Linked DNA regions of Mus musculus: region 2 is linked to region 1. A link is a loop called in an ENCODE intact Hi-C map of the cell type or tissue named here. Cell type or tissue: heart. All regions are shown on one strand.

The links. A loop is a pair of places that touch in the nucleus more often than their neighbours do. Peaks named below come from ENCODE experiments on the same cell type or tissue, not always from the same donor. Only the 100,000 strongest peaks of a DNase experiment are listed, where the experiment ranks them.
Region 2: a loop joins it to region 1, with 3 times the contacts of the local background. A loop is called at or near these places in 5 of 42 quality-filtered maps.

Annotation. Positions count from the first base shown.
Region 1 is chr8:57,311,329-57,319,328 of GRCm38, forward strand. Hand2os1 (Hand2, opposite strand 1) reads right to left here. Exons shown (of 6, transcript NR_154048.1): 3 at 3,187-3,286. Among named protein-coding and RNA genes, the nearest start is that of Hand2os1, 5.5 kb to the right of the region's middle. In heart, a CTCF peak has its summit at 3,108; DNase peaks (open chromatin) are centred at 1,363, 1,503 and 3,103; H3K4me3 peaks cover 7,409 bases; H3K27ac peaks cover 7,788 bases.
Region 2 is chr8:57,130,963-57,138,962 of GRCm38, forward strand. No RefSeq gene overlaps it. Among named protein-coding and RNA genes, the nearest start is that of Hand2os1, 190 kb to the right of the region's middle. In heart, no CTCF peak of the experiment used is centred here; a DNase peak (open chromatin) is centred at 3,939.

The sequences.
Region 1 (8,000 bases):
TTTAATTAAGACAGAGAGGAGGCGACAGAACAGTGAAATTATAATCTAGCTGGGATTGAAAACCAACGAGAGAAAAATGTTTAAACTATGAAAAAAAAAGATTGCTTATTGGTCATCATGGCTACAAATTTAGTTTATGGCAAACAAACAAAAACACACTGTACCTTAAACATTCTTCAGTAACATACTTCATGTCGTTATGAATGCAGAGTCTCATAAAAAATATTCCCTTCCTCAACTTCCCCTACTGTAAAAGCCTCATGAAAGGAAAATGGCCCATCTGTTTGCAAAGTGCTATAAAGTCATAGCTACTCACATTAACCCATCTTTCTTGAATCCATATAAAAAGACTTTTCATACAAGACCTCACTATTTGATAATCCTTATTACATGTGATAAAGATCAGAATGGAGGGAGAAGTTTCCCCATCATGCAGGTGCCTCCCTGTCGAGGGTGGAAGTGAGTTTTAGATGACAGCCTCTTCCAGTTCCAGCCGTTCTTGAAAAGGGGGGGTTGAGGGAGACTTTAAATCATGTTGTTTCTACTTATGCAGGGAGAATCCATAAAAAAGAGATTTATTATTATATTTTCTGTTTGAAATGCAATATTTGCTATTTTTTTACTCCAAAAGTGCTCCTTAGTATAGAGCAGAGTAAATATTACAATTTCGTTAAACAGCCGCCAAGATTTAATTGTCTGTGAAATATAAGGCTTAGGAACTAACTTAACTACTGTTCTCCTGACACAGAAGAGGCTCCCAACACCGAGGGGAGACTACCCCAGAGAGAAAGAAAAGTGAGCTACATGCCCCCTAGCACATGTGTGGAAAAGCCTGTCCTAGGAACTTCGGGAATGGTTCTTGCAGGAGATTTAAAGGAACTCTGTACAAAAAGTCAAACAAGAACAAACAGCTCTGGCAAATACGACAAATCATGCTAGCAGTTTAACAGCGAGGGAGCAGGCAGAAATCCAGCAACCGCTAACACTTACTGGAGAAAATGTTACTGAAGAGGACAGGAGAGAGGGGAAGAGAAGCAGGGGACAGAAAGGAAGCTGAAGAAACAACACTGGTGTCCATATGTGGAATCTGCATTTTACAAATGTTGCATATACCTTGGTGGCTCGGCCAGGAAACTGGAAAGCCAGTGTCTAACTCCACGCTGAGAGCCCTTTGCACAGGGGTTTGGGCTAGGGCTCCGCCAGCTCCTAGCGACCAGGTCACTTTAGTGCGCCCCCCTCCCCACTTTCACCCGCTCCCCACCCCCACCCCTCGCTCCTCTCCAGCAGTGGCCCTGCGGTCGCTTCCACCAATGGCTCTGGGTTCAGAGTGAGCGGGCGGCAGCACATTTGCCCTGGTGGCACCACAGGCACCAGCCAAGCCCGTAATTTCAAAGCAAACAAGGCTGAAATGTTGGATTCGCCTCCATCCTGACAAGATCTACGCTTTTGCCGCCAATTTGTTTTTGCAGCTCTAGTTCAGGGCACTTGATTGAGGAAATGTCGAAAATAGCGGCGAGGGTTTTCCCTAATGAGACCGGGGGTGTTGGGGGAAGCGGTGGCCTTCCCTCAGCACCCGGGGCTCCGAGGTGAGCAGTTAACCCCTTCATGCCCGCATCGGGCGAAAAGGTCTTGGAGGAAGATATCAACCCCTGGTTAGTTCCCAGCGGAGGATCTGTCCTGACCGGAACGTGGTGGACTTGCTTCCTCCAGTCCACTCCACAGAAGGGCATGGGAATGGAATGAGAATTTGGCCGGAATAAAAGGGGAGAGATCCAGCATTCATCCCAGGGCCTGGACCACTGGTCGGTGTCGGTACACGAGTAACAGTTCCCACAACCCCACCCCCACCTCGATTCCCCTGCGTGGGAGTCGTTGCAGCACTCTGAGCATCGCTGCCCCACCACCGGAAGGCCTCACTCGGACCGCTGACTCCCAAGCAGCTATCTCCGGAGGTGAATTTAAAATAAAAGCAACTAAATATTAAAAAAGGAAAAGAAAAGAAAAGAAAAGAAAAGAAAAGAAAAGAAAAGAAAAGAAAAGAAAAGGAAAGAAGAGGAAAGAAAAGGAAGGGAAAGGAAAGGAAAGGAAAGGAAAGGAAAGGAAAGGAAAGAAAAGAAAAGAAAAGAAAAGAAAAGAAAAGAAAAGAAAAGAAGAAATGAAGAGGCAGGAGGAAAAGATGTAAATAATTATTGAGCGCAGCTTGGTATCAGGCAACACTCTCCCTTGATCCTTTTAATCTAGCTCACATCCCTCTTTCATTTCCACCACTGTTTGAATAAAGAGAGAAACTAAGGCACCCAGAGCACTGACCTCGGTGTTGAGGCGGCCCTGGCTACCTCTTGAGTTTGGTGTATTTAGGATGGGTACAAGATAAGCCAGGTCAGAGTTGGTCCTGCCGCCTGCAAGCCAGATTGATTGGGAAGACACTTTCCCAGTGCCCGCAAAGGCTTGAGGTTGAAGGTCTGTTCCTTTCTAAATGACTTCCAAGTCGCTCACCAGCTTTAATGGCCTTCAAAATAGAGTAAAACAACACAACCTGATTGCAATTAGAACACCCGGATTTCTCTAAATCGCCTTTCCACCAGCTTTGAGGGCATCTTTTTGTGCGGAAGCATTAGTTGTGTTGTTAGAGGACACAGACGCGTAAAGTGAAAGATCTGCACCCTGAGAACTACAAACTACATCTGCGTGGTTTCACCAGAAAGTTCAGAGAATGGAAGGCTTGATATGGGTGCAAGGGGGGAAGCTAACCAGAAGGCCTCTTATGAGGTGGAAACACTCAGGAAAGACCTAGAGGCAACAGTGAAGTGTAGGTTCTTCTCTAGCTTGGGAAGGTAAGCCTTTTTTGTCAAAGAGGTTGTCAAATCAAAAGGTGCCAGACCCACATTTGGCGACAATGTGGGAGTCTGGTTATCACCAACATTCATTTCACAGCTCCACTTCTATCTTGGAGAATGGCAGGTTGATCTAGTCTTGAGCCAAAATTCCAACCAGGTTTAAGATCGAAAGCCCGAGGTTTGGAAATGATCAAAGTTGGTCGTCTGTGACTAGCTTTGGAACTTGTATCAAAGGGAATTTTCAAGAGCAGAGACAGTAAAACGGCACTAGGGGCGCTCTCACCAGAGACCTTGACTGCATGAGCCCTACACCTTTGCTCTTTTCCCTGGGGTCTAATCTGACATATACCTTGGCCAATCCGAAGTTCTTTCTGAAGTCACACTCTCCTGTAGACGGGAAGAGAAGACCCCCAGGAGGTGACGAATTGCTCGAGAATGAACTGTGCCTTCTGTCGGCAAAAGAAAAAAAAAAAAAAAAAAGCATCAGTCCCACGGATTTAGTGAAGTCTCCAAATGTATTCGAAATGGAATTCTCCTTTTCCTGTATGCAAACATTTGCCTCCTTTGAAGTTGGATGCTTTGCAAGAAAAATGCGGTTCCACTTTTTTAGTCCTAGGGTTTGGGGCCTGTGTTGACTTAAATGAGCACTCTCACACAAGTATTAAAAAGAAAAGCATTCTCTTTTGGAAAATAGAACAAAGTAGCGCTTCTCCAATCAGAGTGCAGATACATAATCTGTAACAACAAATTTGCCTCCTAGTGCTGCGCATTTCCAGCAAGCATCCTGCCTTCTCTATTTACATTATAACTTTGCTGCCTGCAATTATTTTTATTTTAATTTTCTGTCACTTTAACAGAAACCAGATCCTTTTCTTTTAATGTTTTGTACACAGCATGTTCAATTTGATAAGATGTTCTTTCCTATCCTCTTTTAGCTAGCCTTTCCTTGTTTAGAGTTCTGTATCAGAAGTTTCTAATATTTCTCCCTCTTTTTTTTTTTTTTTTGAGAATTTGTCCCTGTCTTGCTTTATTTGTTTGTGTGAAATTTAGTTTGAAAGGAGATCAGAGAGAGCAGGAGGGGTTTGTAATAAGAGAATGACCGAATGACCCAAAGGCTGATTATCTATCATTAACTGGAGACTTGGTGTACCCAAATTACCAGGAAGACCTCAGTCTGCCGGATCCTTACCCAGCCAGAAAGGCAACCGTGGAATGCACACTCTGAAAAAGACTCATGACATTGCAAGTGAGGACGGTGCTTGAACATATTTTCTTAAAGGAATGCTCCTTCCAAACTCAGCTCCAGTTGAAGGGATAAATTACTAGATCATAATATGTTATGTACAGGTAAAAATCTGTATCCCAGTGCTAACTTTACCAATGTTTTTTGCAACTAGCTTTCTCATATTGTTTCATTAGAACCAAAATTGCAGTTAATTGTCTAAACTCCAGAGAATATTGAGAAATCAAGACAAGCTGCTTTTGATCTGCTAAACCCAGGCCTTGTAAAAATCGAAGTTTGCCATTAATATTGACAATAAAAGTGTTTCTTTTTGTTAACCTGAAACCTAACCTATCCTGGCTCAAGTCCCTTGTCTCTAAGCAAAGACTGTAGAAGAATGCAGGAAAGGCTTGGAGTGAACTGTCAGAGGTTAAAAAAAAAAAAAAATCCATCTATGCCGTGCAGCAAATAAAGTCACGTTGGGGAGTCTTCCAAGGAGTACCCTCAACATGGCAGTTAGAACTGGGAAGGAAAGGGGCTCCAGTCACAAGTCAGTCCTTCAGTCCCACAAATGATGCCTCAGAAGCTCCACGTGTTAAGCAGCCATTTCATTCCTACTTATCCTCAATCCCAGACTGCATGGCATGCTTGCTTAAATCCACTGCTAGCTAGTTCCAAAGAGTATAAATACAAAATCATAGCCATGTTCTCGTCTGAATTCTAAATGACTTGTTTACAGCTTGGAAGAAATAATTCTCTTTATAATTAACTTTTATTTGTATTATTGCGGGGTTTTTTTAATTGCTTATTTTTAAGTTCTGTGAGTGAAAGCCAGGGTCTACCTCTCAAATGCACATCCAGCACTGAAATATTTCTGTGTGTGCAATTCTTTGTGTATGTTTTATAAATCCTGTGGGATGTATTGTCTTATAACATTTTATTCTAAACTCAGGATTCTACTGCAAAGTGGCAAAGATCAGATCTATCATACTTCTTGAGACAAGTATAATAACATATATTATGTTTAATGGTATTATATATAGTATTATCCTTTGCAATGCCAGTTCACAGGACATTTTATGCTGCCTTTAGTCTGAATGAGTATTTTTAATTTACGGATACCTGTCACAGTACCAAATCCTTCTTCATCAATGAGAACTCTCCACATATTTTCCCGTTAATGCAAGAATGCAATCATGGGTTATTGAAGAAAATAGAATACCAACTGCTGGTCATAATGGATAGTAGGATTTTCCATAAAGAATCTAAGGACAAACTAGTGCTTCATTCTTCCATAAGTCTCAGGTTCAGTGACAGGGTTAAATAAAATATAAACCACAACACTTCTGGGGAGTAAAATTGGGGAAAGCAAAAGAGGGAGCAGAAAAATAGGAAAAAAATGTACAGGGACATAGGAAACCTTGACTTTGCTATTTCCTAGGCACAACTGGACTGAAGGGTTCATTTTTTTTTATCATCCTCTCCACAGCCATCCCTGCCTTTGAACCAGCCCCCCCCCCCCGCCTCCTCTGTCTGCACAGATCTGTTTTGAATGGAGAACCTGTGGCAGGGGGGTTTACTCCCCAAATGCCCCACCCTTCCCCCAAATCCAAGAAGAAATTCCTCAGAAGAAAAGAAAGCCACATAAGAGTCAAGGGCACCTTCTCCTGCCCTTCATTTTTTGAATGGGACATAAAAGTTCAATCGACCAGATTCCCTACTTTACAGCTGTCTACTTTGAAACAATTTTGTCATGTCTGTACACAAATACCCAAAAAGAAAAAGGAAAAAAAGGGCTCTCTCAGAGGGAAGCTTTGGCTGCCACTCAGCCCATAGGCCTTGTTCTGGATGTCCTAAAACATGGTGGGACTAAGTGGCTAACATGAAAAGTGACATAGTGCCTTCCCAGGAGGGAAAAGGCCTGCAGGGGATCCTGAGTGTGGCAGAAACAGTGTCTTTGGAGCAGGTGAGGCTGAGGTTTACATCTTCAGTAACAGATTCATTTTCCTGTCACCTTCTGGGTTTGGAATTCCTTTGGGGTTCTTAGCATGTTCTGGAGTTCACTTTGTTACAGGTATTTTGAGGAGTCTTCCCAATCAGTTTACTACCTCAGTTCAGGAAGGAAGGTAATAGGGGGACTTGAAAGATGATGAAGGGAATTGAGTCATAATTCCTGTAAATATAAAATGTGTGTTTATGGCCTTCTGGCCTGGTTCTTTTCAGATCCAGTTTATTTGGAGTACTCATGAGCAAAACACGAGATACAAAATTGCCCTTGCCTTTGAAATAATAAATATTTGGAAAAGATCTGTATTTCCCCTTAAAAAGAGACTGAAGTTTAAAAAAATATTTAGTTTAAAACAGAGCTTAAAAGTCATATCTCACATAGGGCAAAAAATGTTTGCAACGGGTTCCCCAGCCTTTTTCTTGCCCTTTGAGTCTTTTGAGAAAGTGGTAGTAAGAGAAAAGAGACAAATAACATGGACACAAAGTAAATGTTTGAAACTAGCCTTGCCCCTTCAGCTGAGCTTGTGATGTACAGAGCTGTAGATACACCATCAGCCTCAAAGAGGATTATGGACACAGAATCTCCAACACTCCCCTAAACCTGGGCTGCCTTCCTGTGATGATGTGCAGACCCAGGGCCACTCGGCCCTTAGCCTCCCGGGGGAGAGATAATCCTCTATGGTATTCCTCCCTAGGCACCCAGAATGGCCCACAACCAGCGTCATCACAGATCTATGGTGCTTGAGAATTCTAAATGTGTATCTTAAAGAGCAGCTCACCAGAGGGCCTGCTTGTACAGCCCAAGAGTGAGGGAGCAGGCTGACATCTAAGTTAGAAACTATACAACCACATTCTTCCACCTTCTTCCTGATCACCAAATGCCAACTTCCCTGTCACATCACCCTGTTAGTTCCCTCATAATCACCCCCTGGGGTGGGACAGACTTTCTAAACTAGGGACTAATTTAAAATAGCATCTTAGATTCAGAGTTTGCCAAAGCAGCAAGTTTACCTGGCAGTCCGAAATTACGGAAGTAAAATGTGTCAAAAGATGCTAAAAAGAAAAAAAATGAACAATTGCAGTAAGTATAACTCAGAGCCAGCCAACTACTCATGGTAGATACCACCAAAATTTACCCACTGGTCCCCTCTCTCCAGCCACCTACAGAACGCTATCCTACCACTCTAGTCTCTGGGTTTGAGTTCCTAAGATCCATGAAGCTTTAGACCCCTGGATTGTAGTAATTAACTGATAATGGTGCTGTCAGTGAGGAGTGATGGTCAGATTAGCATTTTTTACAGCCCCTTTTCTGTCCCATGTTGTCCATTTCTTTTATCACTTGTGAGGATGCTATCTGGAGCTACGAATCCATACCCCTACTTTTTGTTGTTGTTGGTGGTGGTGGTGGTGGTGGTGGTTTCAATTTTAAAAGCAGGAAGCGGGTTGGGGGGAGGCTAAAAGTAGCACCTTCTGATCCCTAAATCCTGAGGCTGCAAGTGAACAGATAGCTTCTCTATCCCCAGCCCTATCTTTCTGTGGATTCTTCTTCTATCTCCCAACGCCCTGAAAGTCTATTTCCTGAGGCAGCCAAAAAACACCTTTCCTAAGTTTTTTATCTGTGATTGGACAGGACATAATCATCTTACCCAGTCTACCTGTTCCCGAGGCCTAAATGTTTTTATAAACAAGTTTTTTTTTAATGTATCAAATGTCAGAGGCTTTAACTACCAATATTTACTGATTCAGGGTACCCCTCCTGCTGAAAATGTAAACAGAATTCTCCACCACATTACCTCTACTTCTTTAAAACCACTCTCCTTGTACCCCAAGCTGCAGACCCACCGAAGCTGGAAAGCAGAGCCCTATGTAGGTCACTTTGTTCTGCCATCAAACTCAAGCCTCTGAGCTAACCAGCAAGACTAGGTCCAGCTACT
Region 2 (8,000 bases), 180 kb before region 1:
CCTACAAAGAATATAATTCAGTTTATTTTTATGTAATACATTGTGTGTGTATGTGTGTGTGTGTGTGTGTGTATATATATATATATATATATATATATATATATATATATATATATACACACATTATATGTGGTTTGCCTATTTGTAGATCCTAGGATTTATTTAGATACATATACTCTTATAAACATAAAATAGAATGGAGACTTCAGGAAAAAATAAATAGAAAGAGGAAAAAGTGGGAAAAGAGGAGAGACTTGAATGTGGCCAACATTCGTGATATACTTATATGAAGATGTCTTTTTGAATCCTATCACTATATATACTCAATACAACCAAATTAAAAAGACAAAAAGAAAAATCAATAAAACCAATAATAATGACCCAGGTGAGAAATGATAAGGTCTGAATGAAACAGGGAGAGACTCATAGGCAGTGGGGCAATGTAATTATCATGATTGATTAGGTGGGGGAGATAAACAGAAAGAGGAGTCTGAGATAACTCCCAGGTCTCTGGCTTGAGAAAACATATAGATGATAGGACATTGATTAAGATGAAGGCATATTGGAAGACAAAATGTGACAGGAAAAACTGATAAGCTTCCATGGCGTTTTATATCCATGTACAACATACAAAGATAGATTTTTCAGAGGTTGTCAGAGACATAAGGGGCATAGGTATATTACAAGCATGGAGAGAGATTATAATTTAATACATGGTAGTGAATGAAGTCTCAAGAAAAGAATGCACAGTGGCAAAACAAAAGAGACACGGACTCAAAACCACTTTACTTACCCTAAGAAACTGGAAGGAAGATTCAATGATATGTGTGAAAATACGCCATATGTTGCTAATTATTTTCTTTCTGAAATCCATTTTACAGCCTCCATGGTTAAAGTTTATTACCCTCTTTCATATATAGACATGTAAAGATCAGAAAAAGATAAAGAGAATGTGAAATTTTTAAACCTTCCTTAATCTGGAAATAATATTGAAAAATTCCATACTGACCCTCACTTTGACACTAATTGAATTTCAGTTTCTACCTGTAAATGCAAATAGTAATTGGGGTTTGTGAGTTTTGTTTTTTTAAATCATGGGCAAGTTGTTTAAAAAAAAAAAAACAAAAAGAAAAACAACCACTGGAGCAAATACTGAAATTTGATAATAAATGCATTAAATACTAATTAAAATAAAAAACAAAAATGACATGCATGCTCTCTTATCCTATTCCAATTGGCATTCCAATTTTAACTGTAAAATCAAAGTGCTTTGTAGTAGTCACATCAAAAACATACAGATGTACTCTGGTATATTTGCCAAGCATTCTTTTAATGATCATAAAATATTTTATAAGCGTAATGCCTCGGCCATCAGCATCTATTCGTCAATTAAAAGTTGATATTAACTTTGTTTACAAAACAAGGCGAGCAACTTGGGAGCATCACCATGACACCTGTAGAAGGGGTAGAGCATTAGGGTGTCACAGCGACCCAGGAAGAGCATGAACTGATGCTTGTAAAGTTTAGAGGGAGGGACTTCAGCACAGCAGTTCCTGGGGCTGCTGGGATAGAGTACCGAATGTGTACATTTGCTTCAGCAAATGTCACGGAAATTTTTCCCGAATAAAATTACTATGCTTATTAAATTAATGGTTAGTTTGAGAACAATATTAAAGCCTGATTAGAATGAAAGCCTGAGAGGAAAAAAAATCTTCAAATAATAGCTCATATTGAGAAGAATATATTTCCACCCATGGGGTTTAATTTTCATAAACGAATTTAAATGCTAAGCAGCCGAGTTTCATATTAACTTCTTAAAACCAGGGGCAGTTTGAATCCTCCATTTGCATGTCTATTAAATAAAACAAACTAAGATAAAGGAATATAAACACAACAAAGATACAGGAACAAGAAACAAAGCAAAGTCATAGCTGCTAGGTTCAGAAAAGATATTTGTAACAGCTCTCTAATATTATTCTGTTTAATATTATCCTGAATTTCAAGTGAAAGAAGATACACATGTGATTTCCCCATTGCCTGAATAGACCTGATAACTCAAGAGCAATGTCCATCATTGGCATTTGAAATACGGGATTTACCAAGGTTTCTAGAGGAACTACGCACATGTTTATGGCTGGGTAAATTGAGTTATTGAAAGAAACTGTACACCAGTAAGTTTTCATTGGAAAGTACATCCCTACATATCCCATTTTAAAAGACATTGCTAATGTTACAAAGTGATACACATTGTATGTTACACACTGATCAGAGTGGTAGATTATTTTTCCTCCTGTTGGGACTTTAAAAAATAAGTTCGAGCCAATTATGATAAAAAGAGAAAACATAGAATGCCCACACCTCTGTATGATAAATATCAGCTGCTAAGTTAGGTAATAACTAAGATTATTGTATGACACACTGGACATCTCATAATTGGCTATTTTTTTAGTTTCCAGGCTAACATGTAAATGATTATTTAATTTTATGTCTTCCCTTATGTCTGCTTCCCTGCACCTACCCAGTCCTTCCCTACTGCATAGAAGATATTCAATAAATCTTGTTACTTATGTATGAATCCTCAGCATTTATGGGTGGTTTAGTTGCATATTTTCCAATAATCTTACACATCAGCACAGAAGGTTATTAGAAGTGGCAATGTCTAAGCCTGTGACTTGGGTTGTAAGACCCCTCATAGAAAGCAACGTTGAAGAGAAAGCATCCAGAAGCTGAGAATTCCAGCATCTCTAACTCTGTCCAGCCTGCACAAATTAACCATGTTTTGATTAGGGCATGAAATATTCTACTTAAAATGGGCTACTTTAATTCGGTAATTAGCCAAGAAATTCTATCCCACACTTACTTCATATATAAATTCTCTGAGAATTTTTGAATGGTGTCCTCACATAGATATATTTTATGGCATAAGGTATGTTGCAAAGCCTCTTGTTTAAAACTCTCTCTCTCTCTCTCTCTCTCTCTCTCTCTCTCTCTCTCTCTCTCTCTCTGCCTTTTTTTTGCACATTCATTAATATGGAATAATTGGGACAGATTAGTCAAAAATGCTTTCATCTTTCTTTCTTGCCAACATTGCATTTTAAAATAATTAAAACTCCAGATTGTTTCTGGTTTTCACCTAAGTTTACTGGCACCCAACAAAGCAGCCTACACTTTGATTTTAATCATGGCCAGACAGTATAAGACCCTTGTCTCACAGGCAGCGAGAGCAGCAAGTAGACACCCTGCTGGGTAATTTCAAAGCAATGTACTTCCTGCTGTTAGCCCTACAGTATGATTTCTGTTCTGCCAAGGGCACCAAGAGAAGGCAACTTCCAATTTGCACCTCACACATAAATTCATCTTGTGCCAATAGGCTCAGAAGAAAACCACAAGCTACCTAGCCCAGCCATCAGGGGTCTGTTAACAGACTTTAAACTATGATCTATTGTGCAGCAGGGTCTAAAAGACGCACACTGAGTCCCCCTTTATAGAGACCACGCTTGCCTAACACCGTTTTTCCTTGAGATAATTATAAGTGTTTATTTTGGCTTTTAACAACTTTAATCACATTATTTAGCGTGTTTCTGTTTTGTCGTTGACTTCAATGGATACAGAGTTCTTCTAGTAGTATCCAAGAAACTGAAACACAAGGAATTTGCTTGATAGAGGGATACTACAGAATAGAAGTGATTAATTATATCAAAACTCCATTAATGCTAAATGTTTTCCTCAAAAAAACAAGAAAAATATCCCATGCAACAGAGAATTCCTAAATAAATGAGGTGTGAACTTCCTAATTAAAGTAGCACGCCTCCTCCTTTGACTCTGTTTTCAGTGTCTTAGTGATAAATGTTGTCCATAGCAAATACAGCAGAGGGTAGTGCCAGGAGCCAACGCGCCGCCACCACCATGGCACTGCCACCAAGATGACTGTGTAATACAGAGAAAAGCTTCTCTGGGTTATCTAGAGTTAGGTTTAAAAATAACCTTAGCTGATCACAAAGGTCCTACAGTGACTGTTAACTCTAAGCAACTGTTGAAATGTCCTGCTGTGCCAATTGCGTCTGATGGTCCAATAACAGCAGAACTTTATTATGCTCAAATGAATTCTAAAAATACTTCCACCAGTAACAACTGAATCAAAAAAGCTGAAAAAATCATAGTTAATCTTATTTCTAATTCACTTTAGTCACTGTAAATTCCCTAAAGAGTAAATACTAGATTATTCAATAAGCATATTCAATGTATAATAAAATGTGTATGTTTGATTTTTAATATTTTTTTCTGAAGTTTCCATCTGGGTTTTCTATTATGGATTTTTTTAACGATAGACTTTGTGGTTCCAACTACTACGTGTGTGTGTGTGTGTGTGTGTGTGTGTGTGTTTGATATATATATAAATATATATATATATGTGTGTGTATGTATACACATATATGTATATATGTATATATGGATACATATATGTATATGTGTATATATGTACATATGAATATATGTATGTTTATCTATACATATATATATACATATATCTATGCATATGTGAATATATGTGTATGTAGAGATTTCAGAAGAAAATCATATTAAAGAAAAGTCATTTGGGTGAATTTAAAAGGTATATAAACGACTTTGCTTTAACATGATCACCTCCTGAAATCTACCTCAAAAATATAGGTAAATTTGAACATGTGAATTTAGAAAAGACTAAATATACTCTGTGAGTAATACTGATTTTTTTTAAATAATCTAAATTTTCAAAGCAAGGCTCACTAGAATCTGCTATCATTTATATATGGGATGTTCCACCAAAGGACTGTGTATTAAAGGATTGCAAAATGTTTTAGACTATCAGGAAGTGAGGATTTATGGAGGATCATTAGATCAGTGGACCCTAGTCAGTTTTTCTTGTTTGTTTCCTGTTCTACAGTGGGATTGGTCTGTTCTGTAACAGATATATTGTGGTCCCCAGGGTTCCAAAATGATTGAGTCATTATTCTTAAACCAGAAACTCCAGATCCAAGAACAAAATGAAACTTTTTATTTATTAGCTAATTATATTACAGTATTTTTTGTTATGATGATGCAGAGCTAAAACAAATCCCAACAGAAGTTTTCATGAAACACAATAATAGAAAAGCATTTGACAAAATCCAACACTCCTTCATGATAAAAGTCTTGGAAAGATCAATTCAAGACCCATACATAACCAAGGAGCTAAAGGGATCTGCAACCCTATAGGTGGAACAACATTATGAGCTAACCAGTACCCCGGAGCTCTTGACTCTAGCTGCATATATATCAAAAGATGGCCTAGTCGGCCATCACTGGAAAGAGAGGCCCATTGGACTTGCAAACTTTATATGCCCCAGTACAGGGGAATACCAGGGCCAAAAAGGGGGAGTGGGTGGGCAGGGGAGTGGGGGTGGGTGGATATGGGGGACTTTTGGTATAGCATTGGAAATGTAAATGAGTTAAATACCTAATAAAAAATGGAAAAAAAAAGACCCATACATAAACATAGTAAAAACAATATACAGCAAACCAGTAGCCAACATCAAACTAAATAGAGAGAAACTTGAAGCAATCCCACTAAAATTAGAGACTAGACAATGCTGCCCACTCTCTCCCTACTTATCCAATTTAGTACTTGAAGTCCTAGCCAGAGCAATTAGACAGCAAAAGGAGGTCAAATGGATACAAATTGGAAAGGAAGAAGTCAAAATATCACTATTTACAGATGATATGATAGTATTTTTAAGTGATCCCAAAAACTCCACCAGAGAACTCCTAAACTTGAGCAAAGTAGCCGGATATAAAATTAATTCAAACAAATCAGTGGCCTTCCTCTACTCAAAGGATAAAAAGGCTGAAAAAGAAATTAGGGAAACAACACCTTTCACAAACAATATAAAATACCTTGGTGTGACTAACTAAGCAAGTGAAAGATCTGTATGACAAGAACTTCAAGTCTCTGAAGAAAATCTAAAAGTAAACCCAATGTAAGATAGAAGGACAAATGTAAAATAGAAGGACAATCTACTACCAAATTTTAAAAGGGTTTTATAATTCTGTTTACAGTGATTATGGTCTAGTTTGATAATACATGCCTTAGAGGTAAATCATAGAGCTTCATCAAAGTTCACAACCATACTAGGCCAGTAACAAGCAAATGATTTAACCTCTTTGGGTATGAGTTTCCTAATATGGTATGCAATTACTACAAAGTGGTTAAGACTAATAGAGCAGCACCTGGTCCACATTTTCGATAAATAATAGAGATTGTTATTATTAAATGTAGCTATAGAAGTATTTAAAATGTTTGAAGAATATGCAAACATGTCAACTTTACAAAATAAAGTCCCATCAAACAAAGGGAAGTATATGTGAGAATTTAGCTTATAATCAGCCTCCAAACACTGACACCATTGCATACACTAGCAAGATTTTGCTGAAAGGACCCTGATATAACTGTCTCTTGTGAGACTATGCCGGGGCCTAGCAAACACAGAAGTGGATGCTCACAGTCAGCTATTGGATGGATCGCAGGGCCCCCAATGGAGGAGTTAGAGAAAGTACCCAAGGAGCTAAAGGGATCTGCAACCCTATAGGTGGAACAACAATATGAACTAACCAGTACCCCGGAGCTCGTGTCTCTAGCTGCATATGTATCAAAAGATGACTTAGTTGGCCATCAGTGGAAAGAGAGGCCCATTGGTCTTGCAAACTTTATATGCCTCAGTACAGGGGAATGCCAAGGCCAAGAAGTTGGAGTGGGTGGGTAGGGGAGTGGAGGGGGAGGGTATGGGGGACTTGAAATGTAAATGAAGAAAATACCTAATTTTAAAAAAAGAAATAACAAAAAAATTAGAATTTAAGAAAATCTGTAAAATTGTGAAATAGACAAATTGAAGTCAGAACACTTCTACAAGAAAGTTATTTGCCAACTATTTAATATGAAAAGAATTCAAGTAATGAATACCTCTGATAGTTAAGTACCAAACATGAATTAAAAATTAGAAACTGAGAGGGTGTGTACCAATGATTTGCATCATTGCAAATCATATGCAATATCATGAGTTTTAAAAAAAAGGTCAAAAAACAAAACTGGGTTTTCTAGAAGCACAAAGAATGCTGAAACAGGCAGTTGCCCCATATCTAAGCCTTGTCTCTTAATCCAGGATTAAGTAACAGAAGCAAACCTATCCTGTTGATTCTCAATTGTTTATGTATTGAAGTCCTGAAAGTTTGGAGTGGCATAATGTATTATTAATATCCAATTGCAGAAGCTTCTGGAGACAGACTGCGTAATTCATACCAGAGTTTTATACATCTGTCCCTTTGCCTCCTGGGCAAATGTTGAGCAGGACTCTGATGATATAAAGATACAAAATAGCGAATTCATATTTACAGAAACCCCAATGTATTTTGAAGTATAAAGACATAAAACAAATAAAGCTTTCTTTTAGGAAATTCAAATATCGAAAATAAAGTTGATCAGGGGTGTCAGGAATAAAATTTGTGGGCTAGAGGAATGGCTCAGTGGTTAAGAACCCTGATCTGACTTCTAGGAGACTCAGGTTTGAGTCCCAGCAACCACATAAGGGCTCACAATCATTTGTAACTCAAGTTCCAGCAGATTCAACACCCTCTTCTGGTCACTATGGGCACTAGGCATGAACATAATACAAAGACATATACACCTGTAAAACACACATAGACATAAACAAACAAATATATTTAAAAGTTATATAATAATCTTGATGATATTCTGAGATACAAAGGGTAAAAACCAAAATGGGCTAGTTATGAAGGAAGTAAGGACATGGCTCATCAGACACATGGCAACTTAGCAACTGATTGGCAAGGGAGATAGTTCAGTAAGTAATGTTCATGCAATGCAAACATGAGGACATGAATCTATTGCCTAGAACCTACATAAAGGATTGATTCCTGGAGATCACTGGCCAGCAGGTCTAACTAAATGACAAGCTCTAAACCAATAA